2 separate regions of the Homo sapiens genome follow, and region 1 is linked to region 2. A link is a loop called in an ENCODE intact Hi-C map of the cell type or tissue named here. Cell type or tissue: endothelial cell of umbilical vein. All regions are shown on one strand. Links, peaks and the distances in the headings refer to the core of each region. The heading gives the core; the rest is flanking DNA.

Region 1 (6,369 bases), core at 2,086-4,585, 48 kb before region 2:
CCCGTGAGGCAGAGGTTGCGGTGAACCGAGGTCACGCCACTGCACTCCAGCCTGGGCGACACAGTGAGACTCTTTCTCAAAAAAAAAAAAAAAAAAAACAAAAAAACAAGAGAGCACTAGAGAAAGGTTCTAGAACGAGGCAAATCGAACAGAACAGGGAAGAGATGAGCACAGGAGGCGAAAAGAAATGGAGGTTCGGGGAGTTGACAGCCTCCATTTTGTAGCAAGGCCTGCCCTTTCTTTCTATGTCAGTTTAAATTATTTACATCAGGACAATGGAAAGAATATAGATAGCAAAATAAAAAATGCGTCGGGGCCAGGCAGGCCCAGGATTCATGTGTGGTGGAAACAGAGTCCAGGGAGGAGGAAGGGCTGCCCGCCCTGCACCCAGGAGTGGGCTGGGCTTTGGGTGGCTGCAGTCAGGGCTGCTTTTCCAGTCACTCAGTACCTACATCAAGTCCAGAGTGTTGACAGAGCTGGAGCCAAACTGCACACCCCCAGGGGCAGACCTGGGACATTTAGGGAGCTGTGTGAGTCAGACAAGGCCTGGGGACACCCACAGACCACAACCCCTCTGGGGCCAGGCTGAGGGCTGCCTGGTGTTCGCCTGCTCCCAGAGAGGCTGACACTTTGTGCCAGCCTCCTGCCTATCCTGAGCTGACCCTTCACTGGCAAGTCCAGGGTCCCGTGGGTGACCATCAGTTAATCAAATCAAAGCAGCCTTCTGTGCTGCCAGGACAGGATGGGGAGAGGTTCTCCCTCCCCTTCCTAGGTAATTAGGAAGTGACTTCTGGAGGCCTGGGCCCACCTTGGTCACCTCACCTAAAGGAAGATTCTGTCACAGGGATGCAGGACGAATGTATCAGTCTCCTCAGGCTGCTGCAACAGAAGACCACAAGCTGAGTGGCTTAAACAACGGATATTTATGTTCTCACAGTTCTGATGGCTGGAAGTCCAAGATCAAGGTTTGGTTTCCCCTGAGGCCTCTCTCCTTGGCTTGCACACGGCCACCTTATTGCTGTGTCTTCACACGGTCTTTCCTCTATGCGTATACCCTGCCAGTGTCTCTCGTGGGTCCACATTTTCTTCTAGGGACACCAGTTGTATTGGATTAAGCCCACCCTAATGGCCTCATTTTAACTTAATCACCTCTTTAAAGGCCCTAACTCTAAATATAGCCACATTCTGAGGTCCTGGGAGTTAGGGCTTCCATAGATGAATGGGGTGTGGGGCACAGTTCAACCCATAGCAATGAAGTACCAAGAAAGACAAGGCCAGGTTCACACCAGGATGGGGAGAACAGTTCAGGGCCATGACCCTCTCAACGTCTGATAATCCCACTGTCTCCCTGCCTGTGCTTAGGGCCTCCTCCCAGTAAAGCTTATAGAAACCAGAGGCAACATTTCTGCAGGACAGGGGTTTGGGAGAATGTTGTTCCCATGGCTGGTAGTTGCTGTCTTGCCCAGGAGCAGGAGTTGTGTAGCCCCAAGTCCCAGTTCAATGCCTGGCCCAGCAGGGAAACTCTGATGGGGGCAGAACAGAGGCCATTAGGCAAGGCTCTGTGTCCTTACTCATTTAGAGTCTTATTGTCAATGGAAGTGACTCCAGAATAAATTTGGACTTCATTCACAGAGAGTTGAGGCCCTCGCAGATTTAAAAATAATAAAAGAAAAAGGCCGGGTGCAGTGGTTCATGCCTGTAATTCTAGCACTTTGGGAGGCAGAGGCGGGCGGATCACTTGAGGTCAGGAGTTTGAGACGACCAGCCTGGCCAACATGGTGAAACCCCGTCTCTACTAAAAATACAAAAATTAGCTGGGCATGGTGGCAGGTGCCTGTAGTCCCAGCTACTCGAGAGGCTGAGGCAGGAGAATCGCTTGAACCCAGGAGGTGGGAGCTGCAATGAGCCAAGATCACGCCACTGCACTCTAGCCTGGGCGACAGAGGGAGACTCTGTCTCAAAAAAAAAAAAAGAAAATAAAATAAAAAAGAAGGAAGGAAGGAAGGAAAGAGAGAGAGAGAAAAAGAAAGAAAGAAAGAAAGAAAGAAAGAAAGAAAGAAAGAAAGAAAGAAAGAAAGAAAGAAAGAAAGAAGCCAGGTGCAGTTGCTTACACCTGTAATCCCAGCACTTAAGGAGGCCAAGGCAGGTGGATCACTTGAGGCCAGGAGTTCAAGACCAGCCTGGCCAGCACGGCGAAACTCCATCTCTACTAAAAATACAAAAATTGGCTGGGTGTGGTGGTGGGTGCCTGTAATCCCAGCTACTAGAGAGGCTGAGGCAGGTGAATCGCTTGAACCCAGGAGGTGGAGGTTGCAGTGAGCCGGGATCACACCATTGCACTCCAACCTGGGTGACAGAGCGAGACTCTTTCTCAAAAAAAAATTAAAAAATAAAAATAAAAGTTTAAAAAATATATGACTTCAGCCCCAGGTATAGTCTGGAGGCAACTGCATGAGACAGAGAAAGAGAGAGAGAGAGAGAGACAAAGATACAGACAGACAAAAACAGAGACAGAGAGAAAAAAAAACTAGCTAAGAGCAGTCAACCCCCAGAAGAGTGAGAGATAATAATAACATGGTAGTCGTGTTTTTTGTCACTACGTTTTGGAGTGATTCATTATGCAGCAATAGATAACTGGAACACAGGCCAAAACACAATTGCGTGGGCACACGCACACACACAAGGTACACAAAAATCCTCCTTCACAGGACCTGTTTTGAGGCTCCTGGCAGCCAGCCTAGGTGCTGGTGCTCACGCCACAGACTCTGGGGCCAGCCTGCCAGGATTCACACCCCTTTCCCACCACTTCTTAGCTGTCCAGCCTTGGATGGGGAAACCAACACCTCTGCCTCAGTTTCCTCATCTCTGAACTGGAAACCATACTGGAGCCCTCCATCTGGGATGGCTGGGAGGATTAAATATGCTAACCCACATCAAATGCATGGGGCCATGCCAGGCATGCAGTCGGCACTTGATAACTGTTTGCTGGAATGATATGACTCAACATCTGCCTTTCTGCTTCCTAACAGGTGGGCTGAGAAACACGCCATTTCCGGCAGACACGCCGCTGACCATCTTTTTCCATCACACTGAGGTCACCAGCACAGCCTCACACTTATTTGTTTTGTAAAAATGTCAGCAGCTGGGCCAGGTCCCCTCCCCCAGCCCCTGTGGAAAGTCAGCTCCCTCTCCCTCTGCAGGCGCTTCAGATCTGTCCCTGCCACTGTCATCTCCCGCCTTTGCCTTGCAAACCACAGATTAGCAGAAGACAAAACGCTGGCTAAGGGCTGACCTCAATACCTGCTTTTAAAGTCCCTTGGCCTGGCCCAGCCACAGAGCTGTGGGACACAGGATGAGCAGGAAGCAGACAATAACAGTTGGCTGGGCTTGCAACATCCTCTTGCCTCTCCTTTTGTGGGATGGCTAAATGGTGCAGCTTTTGGGATGCCCTGGTGCCTCCTACGCATGGAGGACCCACTTTCCAGAGGCAACTCCCACAGCCAGGAGGGGACAGGATCATGACAAGGTGCTTGCGGCTTTGCCAAGTCCTCCTCACTGCCCTGGGCTCCCCCAGGGTACCAGCGGAGCCAGAGGCCAGGTTCTTCCCATGAGGAAGCAGGGGGTGGAAGAGAATAAAGTCAGCAGAAGACCCCTTTTCTGTCTAGTCAAGGCCCGCCTGGCCTCCAGAAAGGTCTCCTCTGCCTTTTCCTCTGGGGCAACCCCTTGATTGTGCCCCATACTAAATCCCCTGTCATGGGCATTCACGCTCCTCTGACTTTCCAGCTGTGTCACTTTTGGGGGGGCTATTGCCACCCGTGGGCCCTGTTTCTCACTCTCCATTTGTGGTAACTGGCTGCCTTACCCAGCAACACAACCCTCCCCTCCCCTTTGACCCTCACATCTCCCTCCAGGTGGCCTCTGCCAGACCTAAAGCAGGTGCCCGGGCATCTCCTCTCCAGCCTTGTTGGGCTGCAGGATGCACAGGATTTCGATAAGTTCTCCAGCTCTCTTACGCTAAGTAATCCCTGCCCCAATCCCTTGGGTCACCTTGAAAAACCATTCTTAGTCTCTAATGAACCAATTGGTTCTTTAGAAAAGACACCTGGAACTTTCTTTGCAGCGATGAGCCATGTTTGTCAATGGGAGCACTATTCATATTTGGGCCTGGACAAATCCCCATTGTGTGGGACAGTCCCTCCCCCATTGTTGGATGTTAATTGTCCTTGGCCCCCTGCCTGCTAAACTCCAGTAGCACCCTCTAGTCATTGTGACAGCCAAAAATGCACCCCTATTTCCAAATGCCCCCACCCCCAGGTGGAACAGTCCCTGAATAGGGAAGCACCATTCATCTCAGGATAAAATTCTTTCTCCGCCACAACAATCACCAAGCAGCATCTCCCTGCAGGATCAGTTATGCGCGCTTGATCAGCCCAATCTCCCTCATGTTATGCAACCCAGAGTCAACGCCGCTGCACAAGTCTATTCTGTTTCTGCATTCACAGGCTCATACTGTGAGCAGGGACTCCAAAGTACGCTGAGGAACTCGGTCCCTAAATCTATCCTCTTTATTATAGATTGTGTGTGGGTTGCCCCTGACAGATAATTCTCAGCAAAGCGTTTACTGAGAAATCATTTGTTTAATTTCACACGCCCCCTTCCATCACTGGCATTACTTTAAAAAATAAAAATAAAAGTAAAAGAGCAGCCATTGTTGGAAGAGTTCCATTGGAGCTGTTTGTTTGTCAAGGTCCATTGAGTCAAAATTCCCAGTTTAACTTTGAATGCTCAACGCTTCTGCCCCTAATGTGAGGTTGGTGTTTGTACCTTAAAAAGGGAGGGGAAATTGAGTCTTTGAAAGAAAGAAAAAAGGGAATAAAATAATCCTCCCTCTGTAGTGTCTATACTTTTTAACATAACATGGGAGTGCAACTACCTTTTTACCAAAACACGTCTCCAGCTTGGCGTGAAGTCCCCACATCTGGATCCGCCAGGAGGGAGGAACATCCATTCTGACAGGGACATAGCCTTGCACACACCTGCTGACACTTCTGCATCGCTGTGAGTCTAGCTGTAGTAGCTACATTGGGTCGTTTTCCTTTTTAAAACAATAGTTCTTAACACCAAGAGCTTCTTGCTGGTGTCATAAAATCCCCGTCTCACATTGAAGACCTAATCCTGAAGGTTTTTAAATCTCCCAGAGTCCACTTGTGATGATCTGATGGACCCTAAGGCCTCTCTTCACAGAACAAGACAGACACATGTGTGGACACATAGGGTATGTCCACATGCGTGCACTCACTTCCACAGAACTTTACACATAATCACAAAGCCTCCTAAAGCCTGCCCTCAGGCAGTCAATTAAGAACCCACCGCTGGTTCCACACATGAGGAAATTGAATGTAAAAGCAGCTTTGGTGGTACATACAAATATGATTCAGTTTCATGTGGGAAGGCGACCAACTCTCAAACTGTTCTTCCTGAAACAAGCCACTAGCCTCGTGTAAAGACAATAGCCCCTGTAGATGGAGATGGTGAGAAAAAGCTTCCAGAGACCACTGTCACTCCTGAACACTCCAAATTTATGTGGACTGCTAAGGAGAGAGACCAGAAAGCAAAGCAACCTGGAAAAACTCAAAACCCGTTACCCCAAAGTAAAACAATTCCTGTCGATGGCAGTTCCTGTAGATAACAGCACCACATTGCCTTGCACTTGCACAATGCTTTACCCGGCTCAAACAGCTTTCACCAGCATTATTCAGCAGTCTCACAACTGCTCTGTGAAGTCAGGACCACTATAATTGCCCCCATGTATGGGTTGCAACAAAGGAAGAGGGCTCAAAGAGTGGAAGTGATGCCTGAAAGGACACGTTGGTTGGTAACGGTAGTACTGACTTAGTCTGTTCTGGTTTCTATAACAAAATCCCTTAGACTGGGTAATTTACAAACAACAGAAATTTAGTGGTCACAGTTCTAGAGGCTGGGAAGTCCAAGATCAAGGCATCAGCAGATTCCATGTCTGGTGAGGGTTCTCTGCTTCAGAGATAGTGCCTTTACCCTGAGTCCTCACGTGGCAGAAGGGACAAACAGGCTCCCTCAAGCCTCTTTTATAAAAGCACTCATCCCATTTATGGGAGTGGAACCTTTGTGACCTAATCACCTCCCAAATACCCCACCTCTTAATACCATCACACTGGGGATTCAGTTTCAACATATGAATTTTGGAGGGGCACCAATGTTCAGACTATAGCAGTAGGCAAGCCTCAACACTCAAGTGCTTGTCAAATCATGCTGCATCGCGCTTTTGTGATGTTCTTCTTTTACATGCCATTGCTGATGTTCCATTGGCCAAAGAAAGTCATGAGGCTAAAC
Region 2 (6,369 bases), core at 2,352-4,851:
GATCTGTCATTCACCAGGACAGCCCTGCTCAACCTCGTGGGAGCAGCTCACCCACAGCCTCCTCACCGACCTCCCGGGCAGCTTGTCGGAGCCGTCTCTTTGCCTAACACAGAAGCTTTGGAATGAAGCAGGGAGAGAAAGACGTGAGTGGCGGCGGTGGGGGACCCTTCTCTGAGCTTATTAAGAATCTTTTGTGCGCCATAGAATAAGTCCAGTCTTGTCCGTCCTGCTCCCCCTGCACTTAACTTTTTCAGGCCTGATGAGCTTAAATGCTTCAGTTAGTCCATGAAACCAAAAGCACTCCTTGGCCTTTGACTGTGTCTGGGTTTCTTTTATGTGGCCATCATAATTAGACAGTGGCCCGACCCCGTGGCCGGAGGTGCCTGCTCTGGCACTCCACAGCCCTGTCCTGTCTCTGGAGACTCACACACTGTGCCAGACTGGAAGAACAGTCTGGAAGGAAAGCCCGTTGTCAAACAAATCATCGTTCTGGGAACACAAAGCCGCAGGGACCCTCGGGGTGCTGCTGACACCCGGGCCGGCAGCATCAGAGAGCTGTGTCTCCTGTGTGGCGCTGAAGCCCCAAGTTTGGAGACAGAAAGCTGGCTGGTGGCCAACAGCAGCAGCAGCAGTGGACACCTTATCTAAACAAAGGGAGAGGGCACCAAGCGTGAGGGGAAGGGGTAGGTGGACACTGCGTGGGTGGTTTCGTGTTGCAATTTTTTTTTCTCTTTTGTGGCTGTTGTTTTCTTTTTCATCTATTCAGTTTTGTAGTATTCAACAGCCGGGCGCTTGGCAAAACCTGGCAGCGTTATCCACACGGCCGTTTTCAGTCCAAATGGCTCCTGTCAACTTTTACAGCCCCGCGCTAAAACTCCAGGCACGTCTCTTATTGCCAGCACAGGGTTATTTATTTGCCCGGACTGTCTGGCCTCACATTTTTCACGTGTGTGTTACCCCGGCAGTTGCTTCAACTTCCCTCTGGCCCTTAAAACGCTAGTAAACGCCCAGTCCAATTTAGAGCTGGGAGGTGTTGAGCATTTCATCTTTTCAGGATCCTGCACTGGTTAATGTCATTTTCGTCTCCGTTCAGCTTTTGACCTGAAGGAAGGGGAAGCCTTCTCCACTGTGAAAATTACTCTTTCACTGGAAACCATTGTTACTAATAATAACCTCACCAGGCACACCATCGAATGGTCCGGATGCCCCCTGCCCGCAGGGGTGGGGCACACACATGACTCAGAGGGGACATGGCTGGCCCAGGTCAGCGGGTGAGGGCCACAGCCTTGGCCACTCCACGTCTGGAACCCTGGTCATGTTCTGCAACTGGGCCTTTCATTCTTTTTTAATCCTTTACACAAACAGTGTGTGTGTGAACATGCGCACGCTGGTGTGTCTGTGTGTGTGTGTGTGTGTGTGTGTGTTCACGCGCGAGCTTATGTGTGGCTTTGAAATCATCCAAAAAAGGTTTTTCATGGTTGAGGCTGACCTGGTGCAATGCAGAATATATTATTTCTTTCAGAGCGTGGATAGCAGATCTGCACGTGAAACACAGATCAAACACGGCCCACAGAAACAATGGTAGGAAGCATAACCAGAGTGAATCGATTCCTTGATCCTGCTCTGCCAAAAAATTAAAGAGGAGCACTCCTGGGGTTTTTAACCCAGATAAGACTTCAGCCACAGCCGTATTTCCCATGTTCCTGGATCTCTTGTTCTGGCTCTTATTCTGCGGATAAAATGTGGAATAGAGTAAGCAGTGTCGAGTTCTGCCGGTTCATCTGGCTTTTTAAAAAAAAATTAAATGGCTCTATCTCTTTGCCCTCAACACTTCTGCACACGCACATGTGCACGCACACAGCCTTGTTTTACCTTTTCTCCAGAACTAAACTGGACAGACTTTGCCATTTCTTTCAACAGGACAAGGAGAAGGTAGAAAGGGCCCTCTCAGGCATCAGCCTCTTAAAAGGACAAATTTCTTGAAGCAAAGAAAGTTCTAGTCCCCAGTCTGAGACCCATTCTGTCTCTCCATCCCCAAGTGATGACACAACCCCTTCGTTCTCAAAGATCTGTTTAAATATGTAGGTGGTCTTGCTTGAGTCAACTGGTTTTTATGTCAGCATTGACCTCAGTCCTGAGATCCTAGATTGCCCAGCTGGCAGAGCACTGGAGGGTAGAGCTCGCTGCAAGTGAGGCCAGCCCACCCCCAGCCTTCTGATGGGCCACTGAGGCCACCCCGTTGGGCTGGTCATCTGCAGCCGGTGTCCTCTCCTGACCTCTGCTCTAATCTCAAGGGCACCCTTTATTTAGACACCACAGTCCAGCCTGAGCCTCAAGTCCTCGATTCATTGGCTGGACATGAGCCAGGGACAGCCACAGGCTGGCTCCAGAGGGCTCCCCAAAAGAGGCCACAGAGGCCCCAGGAGGCAGGCTCTGGCCGAGCTGGAACAGAGAACGGAGGTTTAAATTTCCGAGGCCTCAGTTCGAATTCCAGCTCTCTCACTGGCGATGACCTTGATCCGTGGGGTAACTTCCCTGAGCCTGGTGCCTGCATCAATCAAATGGAAGAGGAGAAGACCACGTGAACGTGGAGCAGAGTGAGATGCAAAGATGCTGGCCTTGACGTTTGTAGTGATTAGTGAGGCAGCCACAAGCCAAGGAAGGCCAGCAGCCACCAGAAGCCAGAAGAGGCAAGGAACAGATTTTTCACTGGATTCTCATGAGAAAGTATGGCCCAGTGAAACTGACTTCAGGCTTCTAGCTTCCAGAACCATAAGAGAATATATTCCTACTGTTTTAAGCCACCAAATTGTGGTCATTTGTTATAGGCAGCCATAGGAAGCTAAGACAGAATTTACAAAGGGCCTCCGGGAGACCTCTGTGAAATGGTACTAGATATTGACTTGTATTATCTTAATGGGCCCTGACAACGAGCTTTTAAGGTAGTGGGCAAGGCAAGCCTTGTCAGTGTTTTACTGATTAGGAAATGGAGGCTCTGAGAAATTAAGTGTCTTGTTCGAGGTCACATGTTGTTTGGTGGCAGAGCTGGGACTGGAACAGAGGTGACCCAGAGCCTGGTGCTGGTCCCTTTCCACCACCCGCCATGCCCTGTGCCCACCCTCCCTCCTCTGACCAAGTCTAAGCAAGTGGAAAGGAGGGCTTGGCCTCCAGTGGGAGCTTAGCAAGGCCTCTCAAGGGCCTGGAAGACAAGGGGACCCTTCTCTAGCCCCCTGCCTGGCCCTGGGTGTTTGCATTTGGACATGTGCTGTGGCAGAGGCATCACGGGGGCACTGGATGCTCCATCTGGAGTTACGTCTCTTCTCCTAGAGGAAAGGGAATCCAGGGACATGAATTCTCTCTCAGTGACTCACCTCTGAGCCCTGTCAGGTCTCCCCGGGCCTCAGATTCCTCTGTGGTGACATGGAAATAATAACAGGGCCGCCCCCTCCTTGAGGAGCTGTGGAATTAGAGAATGAGCCTGCACAGAAATGCCCACGGTGAGTCGATTACCCAGTTCCGCTCTCCTCTGGCCCAAGCGGTGGCCCCGAGAGTCCCCTGGAACAGGAGGGCCTCAGGGAAATTTGCCAGGGGCACCACACAGAGAGCACGCCAGGGAGGCGTTGCTCAATCTCTCACCCACGTGGGCCCCAGGGAAAGCCCGCAGCCCAGCCATGACTCCTGAACTGCCCTGAGAGCCTGGGACAGGCTCGCACTGCGCTCACTCATCCTCTCTGTCTCTCTCTCTCTCTCATGCTTTTCCTTTATTTTCTCATGCTTTCCCTCTCTTGTGCCCACACTCCAGAAATATGTTTCCCATCCCCTCATTTCCCTGCATTCTCTGTCCTCCTCCTCCCGTCCTCCTTGCTTGCTGGCTTTCACTTACTCTCTTCTTCTCCCTGGTGCTCTGTTCCCCGCTCTGTGCCCTCTTTCATGCCCCCTGTCCATCACCCCGCCACTCTCTTGCTGTCTCGGCTTACTCTCTCCTGCTTGCCCTCTTGCTGCCTTACTTTCCTCTCTTGCCCTCTCACTCTCTGACTCTTCCGTGCTCTCTGCTGCCCTGGACCCTCCATGGCCCCCACCCCCGCCCTGGGATCAGGCTGAGGCCAGGCTTCCGCTGAGCTTCCCTCCTTGCTTCACCTCTTCCCTGCCGCGCTGCTGCCCTCGCTCTCTCGCTGGCTTCTCCTGCAAGGACTTGCTCCATAAAGCACTCACACGGGACTTCCCCCTCAGGCTCTGCTTCTAGAGAATTCTTTCTTTTTTTTTTTTTTGAGTCGGAGTTTCACTCTTGTTGCCCAGGCTGGAGTGCAGTGGCACGATCTTGGCTCACTGCTGCAACCTACGCCTCCCGGGTTCAAGCGATTCTCCTGCCTCAGCCTCCCAATAACTGGGATTACAGGTGTGTGCCACCACGCCCAGCTAATTTTTGTGTTTTTAGTAGAGCGGGGTTTCACCATGTTGGCCAGGCTGGTCTCCAACTCCTGACCTCAAGTGATCCACCCACCTTGGCCTCCCAAAGTGCTGGGATCACAGTCATGAGCTACCGCACCTTGCCCTGGAGAATTCTTACCTAAGATACCCTGGTAGGTTCTAGAGAAGGAAAATCAGGAAAGATGTGCCTGCCCTGCCTTCCAAGAGCTTCTGGCCTGGGAGGAGAAGCATCCTGAAGGAGAATACAGGGCAATACCCCCTGTCCCAGGTGCTGCAATTGAGGTCTACTCAGCCCACCACAAAGCACCAGGGATTAGGTGATGTGTTGAGTGTGTGGAGGGATAATCGGGGAAGGCTGCATAGAGGAGGTGGCCCAGGTTAATAAGGAAATAGGGGAGGGAAGGGAGATGAAAGGGAAACAGGAAAGAAAAAAAACACAAGGCCATAGTCTCACCCACCAGGGGGCTGCCAACTGCTATATGTGGCTGGAATATGGGATAACAGGGTCGGGGGCACTAGATGAGGCCTGGAAAAGTTGCAGGAATCCATCATCGCAGGCCTCGGGGGGCTCAGCTAAGGGGATCAAACTTACTCCTGAGGGCAATGGTGAGGCATGGAAGATTGTAGAGGGATCTAGGGTTGGTCCTGAAAGGTAACCCTGGCAGCAGAGTAGAAGGCTTTGAGAGAGGCAGCTGGAGGCAGAGATTTAGACAAAGTGAGCTCTCAGGTCCCTTTCAACTTGGAAGCTCTAGAAGTCTCCAGGGGAATTACCGAGGTGGGGCGGTGGCATGGAGAAGAAACCCAGGCCAGGGGTGACCAGCCAAATCTCCTGAACATTGACGATGGGGAGAGATGGCCACCAGCGTCAACAGCAGGCAGCAGGCCTCCCTGTGGGCTGAGCTCAGCACACACTTCCAGCCCTGACGCAGAGCCAGTCCTACTTGGGCCTATCATGTGGCTAGGCCCTGAGGGTCCCAAATGTTCCCCAAGGCTGGCAGACAGGGCAGGAGGACAAACCAGCACAGATTAGACATCAGGGCAATGATGGATGGGAGAGAAGCCGCCTCAGGCCCTGGGGCAGAACCAGGTAGGCACTGGACCTCTGTATTCCTCCGAGGGATATGGGCATTTGGGGCCCCTCCAGCCCTGCCACAGCTTGGCTCTGCATTCCTCTCCCCTCCCCGGCTTGGACATACATGGGGCCGGCAGGGGCGAGGGATGCTCTGTCCACCCACAGTGCCCTGAGAGGCCCAGGCAGGGCTCGAACGCTGACTCCAGCCCCTTCCCACCTAGAGGGAGGCCCGGCTTGTGACCACCCTGAATTTTTCTTGCAGCCTCTTGGCCCAGCCTCGCTGCAAGTCTGTTGACAAGCTGGGAGAGCTGACAGTAAAACGAGCTGAGGCCCAAAGTAGGGAGGCGGCACTGCGAGGAGACACTTCGTCATTAGAATGCAGCACGATTCCGCAAGCCTTTCTCCAGTGCCCGGGCCACTCTTGCCAAGCGCTGTGTGCAGAGCTGCAGGGAACAGGGCAGGACAAGGCGCCCAGAACCAAGAGTCCCGGGAAGACAAGGAGATGCTTGTCGGGGTTCTGGGAACCTGCAGAGGCCGCAGGGCCCAGGGCAGGCCCGGGCTGCGCAAGGAGCTCCAGCTCCCAGGGAGGGGCACTGGGAGTCCGAGACCAGCCCCCCAGCCCTCAGCGCCCCCATCCACTGTCCTTTCTGCCTGACTCCCTCTTCCCTGGCTTTAAAGGATCATTAATTCTTTCTTCTGTCAATCCACAAAGGCAGAGACACCTCCTACTAAATGGGGAGGATGGGGAGGATGGGAGCAGAGCGAGGAGGAAATGGGGGTCTCTATGATGCACCTCTAAGTTATTCTTGCTCCTGCCCTCCGGGAGCTCACAGTCTAATCAGGGAGATAGATATAGTTGCAACCGCCCA

Evidence for each region. A loop is a pair of places that touch in the nucleus more often than their neighbours do. Peaks named below come from ENCODE experiments on the same cell type or tissue, not always from the same donor. Only the 100,000 strongest peaks of a DNase experiment are listed, where the experiment ranks them.
Region 1: a loop joins it to region 2, with 2.4 times the contacts of the local background. A loop is called at or near these places in 5 of 110 quality-filtered maps.

Annotation. Positions count from the first base shown.
Region 1 is chrX:39,857,438-39,863,806 of GRCh38, forward strand. No RefSeq gene overlaps it. Among named protein-coding and RNA genes, the nearest start is that of MIR1587, 23 kb to the left of the region's middle. RefSeq lists an enhancer at 492-992. In endothelial cell of umbilical vein, for the core only: no CTCF peak of the experiment used is centred there; a DNase peak (open chromatin) is centred at 3,064; H3K27ac peaks cover 1,036 bases.
Region 2 is chrX:39,904,914-39,911,282 of GRCh38, forward strand. No RefSeq gene overlaps it. Among named protein-coding and RNA genes, the nearest start is that of MIR1587, 71 kb to the left of the region's middle. RefSeq lists enhancers at 947-1,736, 2,564-3,763, 3,172-3,868, 3,242-3,536. In endothelial cell of umbilical vein, for the core only: no CTCF peak of the experiment used is centred there; a DNase peak (open chromatin) is centred at 3,448; H3K27ac peaks cover 1,543 bases.